Linked DNA regions of Homo sapiens: all the other regions are linked to region 2. Evidence: chromatin contacts called from ENCODE Hi-C or POLR2A ChIA-PET data. All regions are on one chromosome and are shown on one strand. Each heading gives the region's core, a stretch centred on a gene start or an enhancer-like site at or near the end of the contact. The rest is flanking DNA. Distances are from core to core; before and after follow the strand shown.

The links. Hi-C counts contacts between places; a loop is a spot of excess contacts on that map. ChIA-PET counts read pairs that join two places held with the same protein, here RNA polymerase II (POLR2A). Pooled maps may share reads with other maps.
Region 1: a map of endothelial cell of umbilical vein shows a loop between it and region 2 (18-fold over the local background). The contact joins the promoter of ID2-AS1 here to the promoter of TMEM18 in region 2. A Hi-C loop is called at or near these places in 2 of 168 maps with a recorded cell type or tissue (endothelial cell of umbilical vein and naive thymus-derived CD4-positive, alpha-beta T cell) and 11 of 50 pooled maps.
Region 3: a map with no recorded cell type shows a loop between it and region 2 (25-fold over the local background). The contact joins the promoter of CMPK2 here to the promoter of TMEM18 in region 2. A Hi-C loop is called at or near these places in 1 of 37 single-sample maps with no recorded cell type and 7 of 50 pooled maps. POLR2A ChIA-PET finds 5 or more read pairs at or near these places in 1 of 52 experiments (activated T-cell).
Region 4: a map of OCI-LY7 shows a loop between it and region 2 (18-fold over the local background). The contact joins the enhancer-like site here to the promoter of TMEM18 in region 2. A Hi-C loop is called at or near these places in 1 of 168 maps with a recorded cell type or tissue (OCI-LY7), 1 of 37 single-sample maps with no recorded cell type and 1 of 50 pooled maps.

What each region holds. Positions count from the first base shown.
Region 1 is chr2:8,680,475-8,683,174 of GRCh38, reverse strand. ID2-AS1 (ID2 antisense RNA 1) reads left to right here and starts at 1,312. Exons shown (of 4, transcript NR_110154.1): 1 at 1,312-1,348. It overlaps ID2 (inhibitor of DNA binding 2), which reads right to left and starts at 1,119. Exons shown (of 3, transcript NM_002166.5): 1 at 662-1,119; 2 at 269-332. The coding sequence starts at 1,009. The coding sequence ends at 276. RefSeq lists enhancers at 880-929, 1,417-1,920.
Region 2 is chr2:675,956-678,655 of GRCh38, reverse strand. It overlaps TMEM18 (transmembrane protein 18), which reads left to right and starts at 1,250. Exons shown (of 5, transcript NM_152834.4): 1 at 1,250-1,367. The coding sequence starts at 1,311. TMEM18-DT (TMEM18 divergent transcript) reads right to left here and starts at 1,284. Exons shown (of 3, transcript NR_183417.1): 1 at 1,183-1,284. RefSeq lists enhancers at 1,108-1,177, 1,208-1,307, 1,210-1,975 and a silencer at 1,468-1,717.
Region 3 is chr2:6,864,506-6,867,205 of GRCh38, reverse strand. It overlaps CMPK2 (cytidine/uridine monophosphate kinase 2), which reads left to right and starts at 1,299. Exons shown (of 5, transcript NM_207315.4): 1 at 1,299-2,184. The coding sequence starts at 1,510. It also overlaps a transcript of RSAD2 not described here. RefSeq lists silencers at 1,039-1,308, 1,549-1,988 and an enhancer at 1,309-1,528.
Region 4 is chr2:5,695,695-5,698,394 of GRCh38, reverse strand. It overlaps SOX11 (SRY-box transcription factor 11), which reads right to left. Exons shown (of 1, transcript NM_003108.4): 1 at 1-2,700. Among named protein-coding and RNA genes, the nearest start is that of SOX11, 4.7 kb to the right of the region's middle. RefSeq lists silencers at 1,239-1,408, 1,699-1,788. Within about 2 kb of position 1,399, at least 5 of the 41 ENCODE cell types and tissues checked have a DNase peak (open chromatin) inside an H3K27ac peak, as active enhancers do; they include OCI-LY7, where a contact is called at or near this core.

The sequences.
Region 1 (2,700 bases), core at 63-2,562, 8.0 Mb before region 2:
ACAAAGCCAATACACACGTTCCTCGGCCGCCTTCGTAGTAAGTTATTGGCATCATTTCCTTTTAAAGGAAAATGTTCTGTGATCTCGAGCACCCAAAGCTACAAGCTCCTTCATGTCTAGTGAGACAATGTAGTACGGGTAACACCGCGAAGTAAGCATGCATTTACCAAATCAGACATTTTATAGATACACAAGCAAAAACACATGCGCGCGCGCGCACACACACCGAGGGGCAGTTTACCCACGGGTGGCACAAGCAAACACTCACCGCTTATTCAGCCACACAGTGCTTTGCTGTCATTTGACATTAACTCAGAAGGGAATTCAGAAGCCTGGAAAGAAAGAGGATAAAGAGTACGAGGTTAAGACAATGTTAAGTAGAAAGGGTTTTTTTTTTTTTTTTTTTTTTTTTGTAGTCCACAGACCAGCAAGTTCCATTAAACACGTTTATGGTAACAATTCAGATTTAAAGACAGACGCATTAACATGTCAGAACTTACTAGCAATTTCACGCACAGCTCAATCTACAGCAGATTCTGAAGAAAATAAAGTTAAATAGCTCATACGAAAGTCACCGTCTGGGCTACGGATCTCCTAGTGACAGCCCAGACGACCGCGGGAGTGTGCGGCGGCGGGGCGGGGACCCCGGAGCAGGTCTTACCTGCAAGGACAGGATGCTGATATCCGTGTTGAGGGTGGTCAGCGGCGTCCTGGACGCCTGGTTCTGCCCGGGTCTCTGGTGATGCAGGCTGACAATAGTGGGATGCGAGTCCAGGGCGATCTGCAGGTCCAAGATGTAGTCGATGACGTGCTGCAGGATTTCCATCTTGCTCACCTTCTTGTTCTGGGGGATGCTGGGCACCAGCTCCTTGAGCTTGGAGTAGCAGTCGTTCATGTTGTATAGCAGGCTCATCGGGTCGTCCACAGGGGTTTTGCTCCGGGAGATGCCCAGGCTGTGGTCCGACAGGCTGTTTTTCCTAACGGACCTCACGGGACTGAAGGCTTTCATGCTGACCGCGAGGGAAGGCGAGACCGGGAGGGAGCTGGCTGCCCTGAAGCTCAGGCCGCCGCTGCCGCCTGCTGAGCTAGCTGCGCTTGGCACCGGGCTCGGCTCAGAATGAAGCCCGAGCCCGGCGGGGCGGCTTTTATCCGCACTCGCCGGGGCCACACGCTGGAGCTTCCCTTCGTCCCCATTGGCGGAAGGTGGCACGTCTATCAAGACGAGCGGGCGCTTCCATTGGTGGGCGCGGGCGCGGGGCGTGGGCTTGGTTCTTCCGCGTTCGCAGCCAATCCCCGCGGGGTGGGCGGGGCGCGAGCCCAGCTGGGGTGGTAAATAGAGTACAGTACAGTAAGTGCGGGGCTGGCGGGGGGCGGGGGGCGGGGAGCGGCGGGCGGGGGGCGGGGAGGAGGGAGGCGGGAGGAGGGAGAGGAGGAGGGAGGAGGAAGAGAAGGGAAGATGGGGGAGGGGAAGGGGGAGGGGAAGGGGGAGGGGAAGGAGGAGGGAGAAGGGGGCAGACCCTGGGCGCCTAAATATGCATTCTTAATTCTAATTCCAAGCGCGCGGCGGGACCCTTGCCCTGGGGGTGTTCCCAGACCAAGCCCTACACACCTTAGAGCTGTCGGCAGCTCTAAAATCACAGCTACACGGGCGAGTTCAGCACCGCAGGGGGGAAGCCACAGTTCACTGCAACCCATCGGAGGGAGAGCGTGAGGAAAGATAGAAAGCATTTCAGAAGAAAGTGAAAACGCAAATTAGGTTGTCACTGAAGAGTCACGTTTGTAGAGTGAGTTCGTCTCTTCAGATAAGGAAAAGTTATGTTAACACAAACAAACCACCCACGCACGCATTCGACGACAGGCTTAGTGTGGGCTTTTGCAACCCGGAGCAGCGCGGGAGGCATTACTGTAAACTCAAGAAAATGAGTACTTATTGCAAACCATGCCCAACCTCACCGGTCGCTAAGGAGCTCTCACAGGCAGGGCGCTTTCAGGGTTCCTTTTCAAGAAGGAGGCAGGGCTATTATAATGATCGTATTAATCGGAAATAATTAGGAGAATTTGCATATTGAAACTACATTTACATACACTGCCCTTGAAAGGCTGCCGGTCTGTGCCCTTCCGTGTAGGTGGCAAAGTAATGTGATTAATTATGCACTAATTGTGATTTCTGGTGTCACATTCCAACACCTAGAGGAGTTCCAAAGCTTTGTGACAGATAGGTGGCCCTAGCCATTGATAGACATCTTCACACTAAGGAAAAAAAAATATTCTGTCATATGAGGTTTGGAATCTTTTCAGCACTAGTACTGAATACGGGTTCAAGGTTTTTTTTTTTTTTTTTGGCTGAAAATCTTTTAAGAACTCGTTCTTTCAGTCTAAGTTTTAAAAAGTTTGCAGCTATTTACTTAAATACCTTAATTTTCACATAATTGTAGCTTATCTAGAATTCTGTTTTGACCACAGTGTGTCAGTTTCTTGTTTTTGAAAATATTTGCTCCAGAAAACAATGAACTAGAAAACTCCAGGAAAGGCAATATTCAAATCTTATTTACTTTCTGCCTCAATCTCTACCTCCTTTGCATTTCAGAAAGCGGAAGGGGCAGGCCTAGAAGCTGAAAGAAAAGCTCGATAATGGGGAAACAGTGTTTTTTCCTTCAATTAATGATTAATTTCTCAGCTGGTGGGGCCAGCAGTCTCTGA
Region 2 (2,700 bases), core at 1-2,500:
AGGAGTTCAAAACTAGCCTGGCCAACATGGTGAAACCCCGTCTCTACTAAAAATACAAAAAAAATTAGCCAGGTGAGGTGGCGAACACCTGTAATCCCAGCTACTCGGGAGGCTGAGGCAGGAGAATAGCTTGAACCCAGGAGGCGGAGGTTGCAGTGAGCCGAGGTCCCACCATTGTGCTCCAGCCTGGGCGACAGAGCGAGACATCGTCTTAAAAAAAAAAAAAAAAAACCAGGAAAGCCAAGCCCGAGATTTCCCAAACTCAGCAACAACAGTCGTGATGTTTTGAGAGGAAGGTTGAGAAACACAAAAGAGAGGAAGATGCACTATCTACCTAACGGGATGTTCCTGGAGTTGAATACAGGAAGAATAGAGAAAAATATCAATGAAAGAAATGTTTTCCCATAAGAAGAAACCATGACCTTCTACACTGAAATGAGAGAATGCATGTTAAGTAGCATAAGCAGAAATGACCACACTGTGGAAAGATTTTAAGAAAGATCTGGGAGGGGTTAAAGCTATTAAAAAAAAAAAAAAGTCCACCACTAGAACTATTTTTAGAAACATTAAACTAGTTCAAGAGCTAACATATGCAATTAAAGTATATACACTTAATAATTCATGATGTTAAAATAACAGAATGTTTAATTTGAAAATGTCAAAGTTGGGGTATAGATGTTAAAATAAAGGGAAAAAATTCGCTGGAAGAAAATTAACTTTATATTTTTGTATCTGTCGTTGAACAACGAAGTGAAGCGTAAGAACATCTGGTAAATCTCCAAAGTGAAGACAGATAACCCTAAGCTGACCCAGACTAAGAGTGCACTGCCCTTAGGGTCGCGAGAGCAGACACCTTCCCAAGTCCTGCAGGGTCCGAGGAGTGGGCAATGTCCCCGGCTCCTGCAGGGTCTCGGGGCGGACACCGTCCTCATTGATGCTCTGACCCTTCTAGGGAGTCCCAGGTGGGACAGGGCTGGCGTGGCGGTACAGCGCCCTGAGCCTTTGAAACAAACCTCCTAAATTCCACCCGCCTCCGCCTGCTCCTCTGTTAACGAACTAAAGACGCCCTCGGCCTCCTGGCGGAGCGAGCACAAGTCCCACAGCAGCGTAGTAAGTTTTCCGTATTACAGCGACCACCAGGAAATATCGCGATATCTGGACCTAGCAATGCCATGAAATTACCGCGAGAGGAAGCAAGCGCAAGTTTCGTGAGAAGGGCAGATCTCACGAGAGAGGATTTGGCGCCCTCCTCTGTGGATTCTGGCCAGGCCGGGTTCGGCGGTTGCTGTGAGAGCGGGCTTCCCAACACCATGCCGTCCGCCTTCTCTGTCAGCTCTTTCCCCGTCAGCATCCCAGCCGTGCTCACGGTAACTCGCGGCCCGCGTAACCACCAGTTCGGGGGAGGACGGCGGAGAGGCGTAGGGTAGGCCCCACAGAGCACCCGGCCTGTGGCCAAGAAGGCCCCGGCCGTGGGCGGGGCCTTGTGGCGGAGCGCGCGCGCTGGGCAGGGTCCTGAGACCTGTGGGAGTGGCTCGGGGCCGGCGTCGGGGGCGCGCGCTGTGGGCGGGGTCCTGGGCCCTGTGGGAGGGGGCCGGGGCCGGGCGTCGGGGCGCGAGCGCTAGGCGGGGTCCTGGGCCGTTGGGCGGGGAGGGGCGGGGCCGGGCGGGGCCTTGTGGAGGAGCGTGCGCAGTGAGCTGGCTCCGGCGCTCTGTGGCCCGGGCTTGGGCTGGGCTGGCGTCCTGCACCGTGCGGGCGTGGCTGAGTTGTGTGGGCGGAGCGCGAGGGGTAGGGCTTTGTTCGTGTGGGAGGTGCACGCCGGCCAGTCCAGCGTCTTGCGGGCGGGGCTTGGGCCATGTGGGCGGATTCTGGCAGTGCGGCGGGGCGTGCGTGGTGGAGCCTGATCGTGTGGGGTGGCACGGAGGAACGCTGCCCAGTGTGGGCGGGGCGTGCGCCGTGCCGGGTTCGTCTGACAGATCCCAGGGGAGCCCACGCCCCACGTGGCCGCCAAGGGGTGACATGGGCACTCGATGGGGTCTGGGCAGAAAGCCGTGCTCCCCTCACCTCCGTGCCTCTGGTCTTCTGGTGGGTGCATTGATGGGAGTAGATGCGCTTGTGTCCTTATGTCATGGCGCGGCTCTGGAGAAGCCGCTGCGGTCCCCAGCAGAGAGTAGTGACACAGGAGTTCTGGAGGGCTGTGCCGGGCTGCAGCTTGGAGGGCAGGGCGGGGCTGCAGCTTGGAGGGCAGGGCGGGGCTGCAGCTTGGAGGGCAGGGCTTGTCTTCTGCAGGAGGGCGCTCAAGGAGGGGATGGGGAGGGTTGAGGACTGCTGGGATTGGCATCTGAGCATCAGGTGGGGACTGAGCAGCAGTGGATCTGAGCCTGGCTACTTCAGGTCCCTGAGCCAGACACTGTCCCCAGGTACAGCAGGGTCCCGGGGAGTCCAGGAGGCGGCGGAGTGCGGCACTGTCTGGAGAGTTCAGTGTATTGCAGAGAGGTTGGAGAAAATCAAGTCTTGCACGTGGCGATGGCTCAAGATTCCCTGAGGTCTTCAGTGCTGACTAAGGAGTCTGAAATGATGATTCATGTTTTACCTTTGGGGCTGAGCCAAGTGCATCTCTTTGAGCAATCGTCTTAATTTCCTTGTCGTCACCAATTATCATAACCAATTATCATCGTAAAGGATGGTAATTCCTTTAATTAT
Region 3 (2,700 bases), core at 50-2,549, 6.2 Mb before region 2:
GGTATTTTGTTATGGCAGCCAGGATAGACTAATACATCCAGAGAGGTGGATGGCATAGGGAAAAGGTCAAGCAGGCTTGAGGATGCAGTACTGTCTTAGAGAAGAAAAGGGAGTAACTAGAAGACTCTTACTTCCATATACTACATACACGTGAAACCACCGGTACATGCTAAATGTCCAAAAGTGAAATTCCTGAGAAAGAATAAAAACTATTCTATTCTCAAAGAGCTAAAAAATTTTAAACTCCTAATTCTTCTTTCTTCTTAGCCTATTAACCCACACTCCAACCACCTATCTATATTTCACGTTTGTTAAGACTTTTTTTTTCAGAATTAAATATAATCCCAAGTTTAAGTCCAATACTATTAAGACATAAAAAAAAAACTGCTTTCAGCTCATCTAATGTTTTCAATCTTCGTCTCAATTCTATTTTTTTGAGAGAGTTTCCCTGGAGAATATTATCTTTTTGTTTGTTTTTGGTTTGCTTGACATCATTTTTAAAAGGCATCAGTTAATGAGTAAACACAGAATAAAATATCCAAATAACTGCGCAAACACTGTTACACTGTTAGGCAGTTACACTGTTAGGCAGCAACAGTGCTGATGCTGGACTGTGGCAGGCAGAGGGTGCTATCCTGACACACTTCACCTTAGTGCAGGAAACTTCAATTTGGTGGAAGAAAGGCGATTTCGAGGTGCCAATCTGGGCGACACTTCCCAGTTGGAGAGTCAGCAAAAGGGAGAGGGCAATTCCAAGAAGAGGGAAAAGCTTGTGCACAGGTGAGTGTGTGCAAAGGTGAGTGTGTGCACAGGTGAGTGAGTGCACAGGTGAGATAAGATACAGGAGAGGGAAGAGCCAGAACTGCGCCCTGTTCCCGCAGGAAAGCAGCTCTGCAGGATTAGAGGGGCGGGGACGCGTGGTCAGAGCTAGGAGTTGAGGTCGGGGAGGGAGCCCATGGTCTGCAGGGCCTGGTCAGTCATCCAAGGGCAGTAGTGCGCCTGCAAGTGGGCGTTGAAGAGCCCGTTACACCGGGAAGGGACTTCTCTGTCCCTCGCGCGTGCACCCCCGCCCCCCTCCATGCACCCGGCATAAGCCGCAGAGGAGGAACTCAAACCAGGGTCGGGGCCGCCAGCCACCCGCAGAACGCACACGGAGCTACCTTGGGGCCGACGGCGCGGGGCCTCATTCGGTGTCAGCCCCGGGAGCCGGCGCCTGGGGACCGCGCAGGCCCGCGGAGCCGCGCACCTGGGGCCCCGGGGCCAAGCGTCTGCTCCCGAGCGCCGGCCGTTTATCGCGCACATCTCGCGGCGAGGAGGAGAGGCCGGAAGGGCGCCCCAGCCCCAGGGCTCCTGCCCCGCCTGGGCCTCCGGCTTTCGTTTCCCCGCAACGCTTCGCTTTCGTTTCCCGCTGGCGCCTGGCTCCCTCCGGGTTTCGTTTCCCGCCGGCGCCTGGCTCCCGCCAGGTTTCGTTTCCGAGGCGGGGCCGAGGGCGGCGTCGCTGAGGCGCCCATGGCCTTCGCCCGCCGGCTCCTGCGCGGGCCACTGTCGGGGCCGCTGCTCGGGCGGCGCGGGGTCTGCGCTGGGGCCATGGCTCCGCCGCGCCGCTTCGTCCTGGAGCTTCCCGACTGCACCCTGGCTCACTTCGCCCTAGGCGCCGACGCCCCCGGCGACGCAGACGCCCCCGACCCCCGCCTGGCGGCGCTGCTGGGGCCCCCGGAGCGCAGCTACTCGCTGTGCGTGCCCGTGACCCCGGACGCCGGCTGCGGGGCCCGGGTCCGGGCGGCGCGGCTGCACCAGCGCCTGCTGCACCAGCTGCGCCGCGGCCCCTTCCAGCGGTGCCAGCTGCTCAGGCTGCTCTGCTACTGCCCGGGCGGCCAGGCCGGCGGCGCACAGCAAGGCTTCCTGCTGCGCGACCCCCTGGATGACCCTGACACCCGGCAAGCGCTGCTCGAGCTGCTGGGCGCCTGTCAGGAGGCACCACGCCCGCACTTGGGCGAGTTCGAGGCCGACCCGCGCGGCCAGCTGTGGCAGCGCCTCTGGGAGGTGCAAGACGGCAGGCGGCTGCAGGTGGGCTGCGCACAGGTCGTGCCCGTCCCGGAGCCCCCGCTGCACCCGGTGGTGCCAGACTTGCCCAGTTCCGTGGTCTTCCCGGACCGGGAAGCCGCCCGGGCCGTTTTGGAGGAGGTAAGAGTTCTGTCCGCTTCCAGCTCCCAGCGTGGCATCTGAACCCTTCAGACCAGAGAACTGGACCAAGAGGCTGGTCTGTAGAGCCGGTTCTTGCCTGGGTGGTTTGTTTATTTCCGTTCACAAATCAGGTAGGGAAGGTGTCCTGTATGCCAGGCAACTCTTTTAAGATTCTTGTTTGCAAGGATCTTCCAACCTGACGTGGAACATAGACCTACACCAAGCCACGCGATGCTTGCTGTAAAAGCATCCCAACAGCAGTACAGAGGGAGTAAAGGGGCTGCCGGGAGTGAGGGAAAATAATGTCAGCTGGGAAGTAATTTTATTTGCTGATGATCACCATTCAAGGATCTTGGGGTGAAAAAGAAAATGCATGAGTTTAGGGGGTTTAAGAAATTTAGACTTAAATAGTGTTTACCTACCGACTGGCCATGAACCTTGTGCAGGTTACTCAACTACTCTAAGTTTTGCCCTTTGACATGTACAATTCCCATCTTGCGATGTTGTCCTGATTAA
Region 4 (2,700 bases), core at 150-2,649, 5.0 Mb before region 2:
ACTGGCTAGGCTGCCGTGCACACAGCACCCACCCGCCACCCCCAGGTTACCATTTTAAGATATTCTGTCAATGCTTAGTTAAAAATAAGACTTACTTAAGAGACCAACAAAAAAAAATCAATTAAACTTTTATTGAAGACTATCCAGTGGCAAGAATACCATGTGTATTATACTATGTTTTAGACACTCAATAAAGAATTCATTAAGATGATTCTCACAACGCACTCATCAAAACAGCCTTAAATATTGTTAAAAAGCGCATTGAAGCGCCTGTCCTGAGTTCTAACAGGTTTTAAATTTAGATTGCCAAACAATTACTTTTATTTTTGTATCAAGTTAGGCCACATGGCTTTAAAAAAAAAAAATCTTGACTATCTCTTCCCATTCTGAAGCCAAATTATTACTTTACTAATTTACTTAAAGTTTCCACCTCACCACAGAAAATGTCCAAGATTCATCTATGATTAAAACAGAAAAGACATGCCAAGTTTTCAGGCTTTCAAAATACATAGATCAGCCTATCAATGGGTTTACGTTGCCAACAAGTTTCGGAACTGCAGCAGAGGGCTGCCACATAAAATCACCAGCACGGAGCACGTGTCAATTGTAAACCGCTGGTTCAATTATCCGTGGCTAAAATAAATGTACCACCAATGGCTGCATTAGTCTACATGTTGAGGGGGTGTGGGGTAAGGTAAACAACTCCAGAAATCCAGTTCTATATTGAGAACCTGGTTAACGCCATCAGCCCCTTCTTTTCCCAAATGTACTACTGAAATCTGATGGTTTATCGAAAGGAAAAAGCCACAGAAAAGAAACCTGTCCATCTGCAGCAAAAGCTTGCTGGCTTCGCATCCCAGGGGTGGGGGCTGGGGAGGAGGCTCGCCCAGAGCGGGAGGCTGGGGGGCGGGTGAGAGGCCCGAGTTCTCAGTCGGGGGGCCGGGGGAGGGGTGGTGGTAAGATCGAGTAAGGCAAAAGCAAGCGGGAGGGGAGGCGGGAAGGGCGCCGGGGCCCCTCTGGCCTAGCAGCTGCAGTTACTGTGCGGACGCTTCCATTCGGTCTCGCCAAATCTCAGTAAAAATGGAAGGCCAAACCTCGGTCAATCATCTCAGTAGGTGAAAGAGTCGTGGTGATTTTGCAGTGAGTTTCAATCAGCCACTGAAAACCTCCTCCGCTGCGGGCGCCGCAGCTCGGGAGGCTGAACTCCGGGGCTGGCACGCTGGGCCCCGAGCGGCCTCCCAGCCTCCCTCCTCCCAGACCCAGCAGAAAAGAGGCGGCGGATGCTCGGAAGGGGGGCGGGAGCCCGGGGCGCGCGTGCCCGGCCGCGATCGCCTGCTCGGGCCTGCCGCGAGGGCTCGGGGACACAGGCCGGTCAGGAAAAATGGTGGGGAGCGAGGGGGTGTGGACAGGCAAACGGGGTTCAGCGAGCGGGGAGCGCCAGCGGGATGGGTCGCGCCCGCGCCGCCGCCGGAGCCCCCAGGAGGCTCCCGGAGAACAATCAAGATGCGGATCCACCTTCGTTGCGGCGGCCCCGGGGAGCTGATTCCGGGGCAGCCCCTGAGCCGGCGCGCGGGGAGGGCGTGGTGAGGGCCCGGGGTGCGCGGGTGCGGCAGCCGCCTGCTCCCCGGGTTTGCTTTCTTCCTCTCACCCCGCAGCCCCGAGGCTTCCCTCCCCGGCCCGCGGGCCCGGGAAGCCAGCGCTGGTGTCTCCGCGCGCCTCAAGGGCCCGCGGCGGGGCGCGCCCAGGAGCACGCGGTGGCGAGGCAAGAAGAGCCAGGCACGGGGACCCGGAGCGTCAGGGCTCTGCCTTGCGCGTCCCGGACTACCGCCCGGGTGCCCTCTGCCACCCCCTGCTCCCCACGCCCTCACCAGTGGTTCGGCCCTCCCAGGCACCCCGGAGACCGCGACTCGGATCGCACAGAGGCCATGCCATGTTCCTCGGGGTGCCCTCGGCCGGCCTGCCGCGTCTTCCCCCGACTCCCGCCTCCCTCCCGCTCGTAGCCTGGGTCCCGCCGCGCCCCGCGCCCCCTGCGGCCCCGCACCGTCCTCCTTCCCTCCGACAGCTCCACGGCCCCGGGGGACAGAAGGAAACAGACACCGACCACTTCTCTCCTTTCCTCTTCCCCTTCCCCCTTCACCGCTAGAGGTCAAACACTGCGGCGGCGTTCTCCGCCAACAACCACCTCTGAGCACACGCGAAGATGCAGCGTTAAAAATAAAGAACAGAAAAAATTCAAATCTGGAAACGGCTGTCCCCACCCTTTGAGAGGCGGGGATAGAAGTGCCCCGAGCGCTCGCTGCCAAAGGCGGCTGTCACCGCGAGGCTCAGCGGGGACGCGGCCCGCCGCAGAGAACACACAAGCCCCAGCGAGCAGGACCCCGACCAAGGGAGCTGGCAACCCAGGCCCCTCCATCCGCCCCTCCCCGGCCAGCTCCCGAGCCTCCGCGCAGCCCGCCCGCCAGGATGGGTGGGGAGAAGAGGCAGGGAGTGGAGGAGGAGGTGAGAAAGGAAATGGGGAGCTGGAGATGGAAAGGGAGGGCAGAGAGAAAGAACACCCTTCCCCTGTCTTTCACAACTAGCGGAAGAGGAAAAAGAAATCAGCCTGCTAATTGAACACTTTTCAGCCTAACCCCCTAAATGTAGAATTCTCTCCTGCCACCTCCCCTCATCCGCGCACACAACAGCCTCACCACCGAATGC